Regions from separate parts of the Homo sapiens genome. Here region 1 is linked to region 2. A link is an interaction called in ENCODE POLR2A ChIA-PET data of the cell type or tissue named here. Cell type or tissue: IMR-90. All regions are shown on one strand. Links, peaks and the distances in the headings refer to the core of each region. The heading gives the core; the rest is flanking DNA.

What was found. Peaks named below come from ENCODE experiments on the same cell type or tissue, not always from the same donor. Only the 100,000 strongest peaks of a DNase experiment are listed, where the experiment ranks them.
Region 1: POLR2A ChIA-PET joins it to region 2 with 8 read pairs; 2 of 35 experiments call an interaction of 5 or more read pairs at or near these places.

The regions. Positions count from the first base shown.
Region 1 is chr12:92,828,804-92,833,204 of GRCh38, reverse strand. It overlaps EEA1 (early endosome antigen 1), which reads left to right. Exons shown (of 29, transcript NM_003566.4): 11 at 355-693. Among named protein-coding and RNA genes, the nearest start is that of EEA1, 98 kb to the left of the region's middle. In IMR-90, for the core only: no CTCF peak of the experiment used is centred there; no DNase peak of the experiment used is centred there.
Region 2 is chr12:94,287,968-94,292,368 of GRCh38, reverse strand. All of the region lies in intron 23 of PLXNC1 (plexin C1), which reads right to left. It also overlaps a transcript of CEP83 not described here. Among named protein-coding and RNA genes, the nearest start is that of PLXNC1-AS1, 110 kb to the right of the region's middle. In IMR-90, for the core only: no CTCF peak of the experiment used is centred there; a DNase peak (open chromatin) is centred at 2,228; H3K27ac peaks cover 1,264 bases.

The DNA.
Region 1 (4,401 bases), core at 220-4,219, 1.5 Mb after region 2:
TGTTACTCAAAATAATTTGTTGGTAGAATGGTAGTTTCAGTTTTTAACTCAAGTGGAAGAATATAAATATGTCACATAACCTAAAAAATCCAGTAGATTTTATTTTTTTTTTATGTCAACATTTGCTTGGCAATTCTTAAGTTGTATTAGTAGATTTTAGTTAAGTGGACCAATAGTGAAATCACAAGTTAGTATGTAATGATTTAATTCTTGACTAGAACATTGTCACTGTTTTATATTTTAATATTGACTAAAATGTATAATAGGAGACAGTACTGCTCCAAAGATTGTTTGAGTAATTGGAGTAATTAAAAATATTAGAAAAGGAAATAAATTGTTAAATTGATATTTTAGACCTTGACAGAAAACTTGCTGAAAAAAGAACAAGACTATACTAAGTTAGAGGAGAAACATAATGAAGAATCTGTGAGTAAAAAGAATATTCAGGCAACCCTTCATCAAAAAGACCTAGATTGTCAACAGCTTCAGTCAAGATTGTCTGCATCTGAAACCTCACTGCATAGAATACATGTAGAACTAAGTGAAAAAGGAGAAGCTACTCAAAAGCTCAAAGAAGAATTATCTGAGGTAGAGACCAAGTACCAGCATCTAAAGGCGGAGTTTAAGCAGCTACAACAACAGAGAGAAGAAAAGGAGCAGCATGGGTTACAACTCCAAAGTGAAATTAATCAAGTAAGAGCTGTTAATTTTATTTATTGTAATTCTCCCTCTGGTTTCTTCTTCGTGTACTTGATGGTTATTTGATCATAATATAGTTCATGTTGAAAAAATATTGTCATTTTAAAAGATTAACTCTTAACTTTTATATCCTGTAGTGTTGTCAGATCTCATTTCTTTTAATTTCAGTTTCCCTTAAAAAAATTATAATATCCATCTTACAGCTTTGTGGGGAAATGTTTATGAATTGATACTATAAATTGCTTAGGATGGTACCTGGGGCGTGTAGGTACTCACTAGATTTTAGCTATTATAATTAATTTGAATTGTTGACCATTCTTTCATTTGAAATTTTTTTGTTACTAAATTTTAAAAGCATCATTATTATAAAACAAATAGCATACAAATTGGATATTTTTTTTTTTTTTTTTTTGAGACGGAGTCTTGCTCTGTCGCCCAGGCCGGACTGCGGACTGCAGTGGCGCAATCTCGGCTCACTGCAAGCTCCGCTTCCCGGGTTCACGCCATTCTCCTGCCTCAGCCTCCCGAGTAGCTGGGACTACAGGCGCCCGCCACCGCGCCCGGCTAATTTTTTTTGTATTTTTAGTAGAGACGGGGTTTCACCTTGTTAGCCAGGATGGTCTCGATCTCCTGACCTCATGATCCACCCGCCTCGGCCTCCCAAAGTGCTGGGATTACAGGCGTGAGCCACCGCGCCCGGCCAAATTGGATATTTTTAAAAAATTATGTGTTTTAGGGAAAACTTTTTTGAAAATAAATAAAAATTAGATATTTTGTAGAAAGTGAATCAGCCCTAATGCTGTGGCTATTTTGTATAGGTAAATAATATATGAATTATATATATATGAACTATATATTATATATTTATATATTTATGAAATATATATTATATATTTATATATTTATGAAATATATATTTTATATATATAGTATATATACACACAATATATCATGATATTCATATCATGATATTGATATATAATTCATATATTATTCATATCATATATTATATACAATTCATATATTATTTACCTATATAGCTCATATTTTGAACTACATTATTTACCTACACAAAAGTATTTTGTGTAGGTAAATCTAGCTTAAAGGCAAAAATATTTTGTATAGGTTAATAATATAGTGGCTATCAGATGAAGTTTAATGCAAGTTTTGACTTTGCCATTAACTTAATTTTTTAATACCTGTGTTCTAATTATTGCTTTAGGTAACATTGAAAATTGGTTGAAAATGGAAATTGGGGGATATTCAGGTCTCAGCTACTTTTTTGATAATGTTCAGCTGTTTTTCTAAAATGGCAGTGATACTTTATTTTACTATAATTAATAATTTTCATGGCTTTCTATCCTTTAGTAATAATAATAATCATGATTATGTTAGTAATTTAATGAGCTTCAGTTATGTTTCAGAAATTAGAGTAAGCACTTCACATATGCTAATACTAATTTTTGAGTTTGGACTGTGAGTTCCATGATACAGTGAATCAGAAGAATTAAGAATATTTCTGTAACATGTCTTCTCCTTCCCTGCTTCTGCTGGCCCTGTCCTCCTTGTCTCACTCTTAAACCACTGTAACAACCGTTAACTGATCTGCCTTCCTTCTTGCCCCTGACAAATTGATTCTTTATATAGGCATCAGAGTAATCTATATTAAAGGCAAATCTTACCATGTTCCAACCATGCTTTAAGCCCATTAATAACTCTTTATGGCCTAATGGATTAAGTTGAGGTCCCTTGTTATGACATGCACTATCCATAGTGATCTTGTTGGCTCACCTCCTCAGCAATTTACCCTTCTTTTCCTTATTCTTCACTGCAAGAATATGGAAGTGTCTTTAGTTTTTTCCTACATGTGTGCTGTGTCTTGCTTTTGTTGTATCATTCAGTCTGTCTTCTTGACCTGAAATATTCTTTTTATTCCTCTTCACCTTGATAGATACTATTTACTTCACTTGTCACTTTTTATAATTTTTTTTTTTAGGGAACAAGATCATGCTCCTTATAGCAATGTGGATGGAGCTGGAGGCCATTGTCCTAAGCGAGCTAATATAGGAACAGAAAATCAAATACCACATGTTCTCACTTAAAAGTGGGAGCTAAATATTAAATACATATGGACACAAAGAAGGGAACAACAGACAGCCAGACCTGCTTGAGGGTGGAAGGTGGGAGGAGGGTGAGGATCGAAAAACTGCCTATTGGGTACTATGTTTATTACCTAGGTAATGAAATAATCTGTACACCAAACCCCTGTGACACGTAATTTACCTATATAACAAACCTGCACATGTATCCCTGAACCTAAAATAAAAGTTAAATATTTGAAAAAATTTAAAAAATATATTTAGGGGGTAAAAGTGCAGATTTCTTGCATGTATGTGTTGTGTAATGTTGAAGTCTGGACTGTTAGTGTACCCATTGCCCGTATAGTAACCATTGTACCCAACAGGTAATTTTTCAACCCTCACCCGCCCCCCCCACACTCTCCCTAAAAATCCTTTCTAAACATGCCACTGCTTCCCCACACCCAAGATAGCTTAAGCATGTACATATCTTTAATATTTTACTTATACCATAATATAGTTTATTATCATAATTTATGTCTTTCTTTAATAGACTCTGAACTCTTCGGGTGCAAAGACCATCTCTTACTCATTTTTTATTTTTACTGCCTGGCATTTGGCTTGTTTTTTGTTTTTTTTTTTTTTTTTTAAGACAGAGTTTCACTTTGTCACCCAGGCTGGAGTGCAGTGGCATGATCTCGGCTCATTGCAACCTCCATTTTCCGGGTCCAAGCAATTCTCGTGCCTCAGCCTCCTGAGTAGCCGGGACTTCAGGCACATGCTACCACACCTGACTGACTTTCTGTATTTCAGTAGATATGGGGTTTCACCATGTTGCCCAGGCTGGTCTCGAACTCTTGAGCTCAGACAGTCCACCCTCCTCAGCCTCCCAAAGTGCTAGGATTACAGGCATGAGCCACCGCGCCCAGCCAGCATTTTGCTTGTTAATCTGCCTATGTTTTAGTGAGTGAATGAATGAATAAATATAAGCATTCATAGTGGAAGGAAACTGAGCCATGGGGATATCAATGAATAACTTAAACTAACTTACATATTTGAGTTTTAGTTCAGATAAACAAATTTAGCATTTATGCTTTCTTTTTTTCTTTTTCTTTTCTTTTGAGATGGAATCTCACTTTGTTGCCTAGGCTGGAGTGCAGTGGCGAGATTTCAGCTCACTGCAACCTCTGCCGCCCGGGTTCAAGCGATTCTCCTGCCACAGCCTCCTGAGTAGCTGGGATTACAGGCCTGAGCCACTGTGCCTGGCTGCGTTTATGCTTTCTAAAAGACACATCCCTCATTTACTAGGGGATACATAAATGAGTAAGAGACAGTACCTACCTTTAATAATTGTGTAAATATCATGGAGAGGATAAGGCAAGTACTATCTATCATACCAAAGATTATGAGAATTATAATAAAAGGATTCTGTATATTATGGGAAATTGGAAGAGTTTCTTTCTTTTGTTCCCCCTCTTAGTACTTCAGCTGTTGTAATTTTTAATCCATTTATGTGATCAGGAAATCTTTGTGTTAGAGAGAGGAGGTGGTACTTGGAATTGGGAATATCGGATAGGTTTTGACAGGTGGCAGTTCGAAAGCAGATGTGTCTCACAGCCAGAGG
Region 2 (4,401 bases), core at 304-4,303:
CACCTTTATCAAGATATAAAATATTGCAAGGTCCTGAAAAGTGCTCCCATTGTCCCTTCCGAGACAATGACCACCCCATCTTCATCCAGAGGTAATTACTTTTCTGTCTTCCATCACCATTTATGAATTTTGCCTGTTCTTGGGTATCATATAAATAGAATCATACAGTATGTACTGTGTCTAGATTTTGAGGGTCAGTATAAGGTCTGTGACATGTATTCATGTTGCAACTACAAGTAGTTCATTATTACTATGTGTTAGTTCATGTAGTATGAATATACTACCAAAAATTGCCATACAATAAAAGGAAAGAATTACCGATACATGCTACAGCATGGATGAACTGCAAAAACACGCGAAGAAGCCAGTCACAAAAGACCACATATTGTATGGTCCTATTGATATGAAGTGTCTATAAAGATGGGAGCAGTAGACATGAGGGACTCCAAAAGCGGGGATGGGTCTGGGGCAAGGGCTGAAAAAGTTCCTGTTGGGTACTACGTTCACTGGGTGATGGGATCAATAGAAGCCCACACCTCAGCATCATGCAGTATACCCTTGTAGCAAACCTGCACATGTACCCACGAATCTAAAAAGAATATACGAAATGTCCAAAATGGGCAAATTTATATAGACAGATCGTAGATTACTAGTTGGCTAAAGCAGGGCTGGGGGAAATAAGGAGTGACTGTTAATGAATTCAAGGTTTCTTCGGGAGGGATGAAAATGTTCTAAAATTAGATTGTGGCAATGGTTGCTCAATTCTATAAGTATACCTAAAACCACTGTATTGTATACTTTAAACGAATTAGCTTTATGGTAATATGAATTATATTTTGGCTGGACACAGTGGTTCATGACTGTAATCCCAGCTCTTTGGGAAGCCAAGGCAGTAGGATTGCTTGATCCTAGGAGTTCAAGACCAGCCCGGAGAACTCAGATCCCCATCTCTCCTCAAAACAAACAAACAAACAAAAAAGCGCTGAGCATTGTGGCACACGCCTGTAGTCCCAGCTGAGGCAGGAGGATGGCTTGAGCGTGGGAGGTCAAGGGTGCAGTGAGCCACGATTGTGCCACTGCACTCCAGCCTGGGCAACAGAGCAAGACCCTGTCTCAAAAATTATGCTTCAATAGAACTGATAAGAATTGCCACAGATTTTAAATGTATACATTTGACAAAGGCAGGCCTCTGTATATATTGCCTCTTTTGGAGTTAAAATCAAGCGTTCTCACCTAAGACCTTTTGGTACCATGGAAACCAGGGTCAAGTGGCCCTACAGTGCCCCTCCCCCACACCCTGATGGGCACTCGCAAATCCCCAAGCAAGGAAGTGCCCTTCGGGCAAAGGGGGACAAAGATGCCAAGATGCTGGGGGCAGGCCTGGCTCTGTGGGAGGAGGGGCTCATTCACAAAATTACAAGACAAACGGGTGGCAAGAAGGAGGCAGGTCAGAGATCCACAAATCTCCTTCATTCTGGAACTGTTTCTGGAGGACTGACCCTGTCACTTCTGAACCTTATCAGCTAAGTGACTTTTCCCTCCATTCTGAAGCTCCAAAGCTATTCTCAATTCTAATATTAATTTGGACCTTGCCTTCCCAGTTTGGAAAGAGTGGAAACCTAGAATTTCTCTTCTGGCCTGCTGCACATTGGTTATCAGAATGTACTAGCCCACCTAGCAAGCACCAAAGGATTAAAACCTAATCTCCTTCAGGTTACACCCACAGGGAGGAACACAGAGCAAGAGCCAGCCCTCAAGAGGTCCTCAAACACAGCTGTCCAGCCAGCCGCTAAGTTTAGGCCAGAGGCCTCCAACTGCTGGTGTGCATGATATCTTGGTGGTGGGGTGGGGGCAGCACTGGGCAGGGGCCGGCTGGGGCCATCAGGCCTCTGCAAAGTGACTCCAGCAGGGATTCTTAACTCTTACTGAGCTCTTCGACTCTGCTCCTATTAACGAGCATCCTCTCCTTTTCCCCTTGAGCTATTCATTGTTTGCTGGCTGATTTTTCAATTCTCCTCCATATTTGATGCAATTAAACTAAATGCTCTGTGCAGGCACCCCCTTAGCAATACTCAGACACCGAGTTTATGAGAAGCTTTGAACATAGTTACAAAATTCCTCCCCACGAAGAGCTGGATATGCTCTGTTTCTAAGCCAATAAATATCTTTTTATAAAAGGAAGCTGATGATTCATTCTGGGTAATTGTCAAAGAATGAATCCCAAATGTCTCCCATTGAGTGTTGAGCCAGTACTTCACTACTGTCAGACGCTTTGTTTTGCCAAAAGCGAGCACCCTTACTCTATAATCACAAATACCTCGGATGGGCCTTCTGATAAGGAACGCTGCCAAAAGTTCAAATGTCTCCTCAAGAGCTGGCAACAGCCCGCTGCTAGTGCTGTGCTCAGGCATTAAGATAGCATAGACACAGCTTGTACCAAGGAAATTTTACTCTGAAATTATCTCCCAAGAGCAAGTGTAGAAACATTTTATTAGTGGATGAGTTGTGTGTGTGTGTGAGCGCGTATGTGTGAGTGCATTTCTAACTTTCACAGCTGCTCTAGAGCTGGAACATTTCCCCCATGTGACACTTTAACACGATTATAAAGACAGAAAAATAGTTTATTTACAGATGTTTGTGGGGGAAAGGTTTCCGTTTTCTTTTTAGCACAAGTCAGCTGCTGCTGAGGTAAGGACAGAAATGCCTTTTTGAAAAGTGCCCTGGAATGCAGAGTGTTAAAAAGATGCCATTTGTTCCATCTGAGGAGCTCCAAATGCTCTTCTAAGAGTGACTCATTAATCGTCCCCTAGTCCTGTGAGGCAGGGAGCGTCCTCTGGGCCCCTACTTTAGGGATGAAAACCAAATTAAGTCAAAGAAAGATTAATGTCACTAGATGGATCTGCAGCAGGATTGTTTCTCCAGCCCAGAGCAGAACTGGTACGCACGGCAATTTCAAATTAAATTCCTTCCAGTCTCACAGGGTTCTAGGATTCGATGTGACAACAAGCGATTCCCCTCCAATCATCAATGGAGGGGAATTGGGGCCACCCCACGTTAGAAGTGGCAGAGATGACTGTAGACTTTCCCATCATTAGAATGAGAAGTTGTAATCACTCAGGGAGAAAAAGACCCATATCAACAACTTTAAGTCATTTCCAAAATAAACAGGAGCTACACATCCTCCAAACCACTTGCAAGTGAAGGTAAGATTTCTTTATAAGATACCATGTTTATGGCACAGCTTAGAATTCCATGAAAAGAGATTTTCTAGAAATGTAAGGTTGAACTTATGTTTAACCTTATGAAACTACCACTTTTGTAGGTAAAAATGGTCACCTATTGACAATTTCATATGGCTCCACCTAAGAGAAATGCTGGCATTGTAGCTATAAATTTTATGAAAAATTATGAATATGTTCTGAATATTGTGATAATTTAAAGAAAAAAATCTGAAAACATGAGAATCAAATCACTACACAGAAACTCTGATTGAAATCTCTCATTCCTGAAATCACCTTTTCTGCTGAAACAATATTACGTGAAAACAGAATTCTATTCCACATGCTGTCCCAGCAGCCACGTGCCAATATTGCTCTCCCTCCGTCAGTATCGTCTTCTCCCTCAGCTCTTCTCACTGATGCCCCAAGGCTGGAAACTGATGAAAACAAAATCTTGTTTCTCAGGGCTTGAGGGATAACCTTGCTGAGTCCTTCAGCACAGGGGTTCACCAGTGCATTGGAAGGGGCCGTCAGAACATCCTCCACAGGCTGGTCAAATCACACAGAAGGTTCTGGACATCCAGGGGAGGGCTTACAGGATGCTGGAAACCAGAGAAAATGCCACAGGGCTCCTGCTTCTCTCTTGTTTACTTGAAATTAACCTCCAGGCCACTAGCCAGCTCCTTCTGCGGCCTATTAGTGATAGCCCTGAGACTGTCTTCCTCCTGAGGGAGTTGGGCCACCAAGAATGTGTGGGAAACTGCGAAGACCTGAACACTTAAGACTCAAGAGTGATCCTGTTGGGTTGGAGTTGTCAGAGCCCAGATGCCTGAGAGAGGCCCCCTTTGGATGAAGGTAACTGTCATCTTCACGGACTGCTGGCCAAAAAGAGGGTTAAAGTAGAAGTAGGGAAGCATTTTGATAAACTCACAGACACGAGATTCACCCTGGGATTTTAAGAGAAGTTACCCTTTATGAATTTGACATCAGAGAATGTAACTACCAGGATTTCTCCTCAATCAGGCCCAGCTCTCTAGCCAGGCTGCCTCGGAGGTTAGGAGCATGGGCTGAAAGCCTGGATCTGGGGGAAGGTATCCCTCAGGCCCTGCGCAGAGCCACAGTCTCTAGAGTGGTTATTTCGCCTGCTTTCAAGCCTTGAGGCATCAGTGAAGGAACTCTGTGA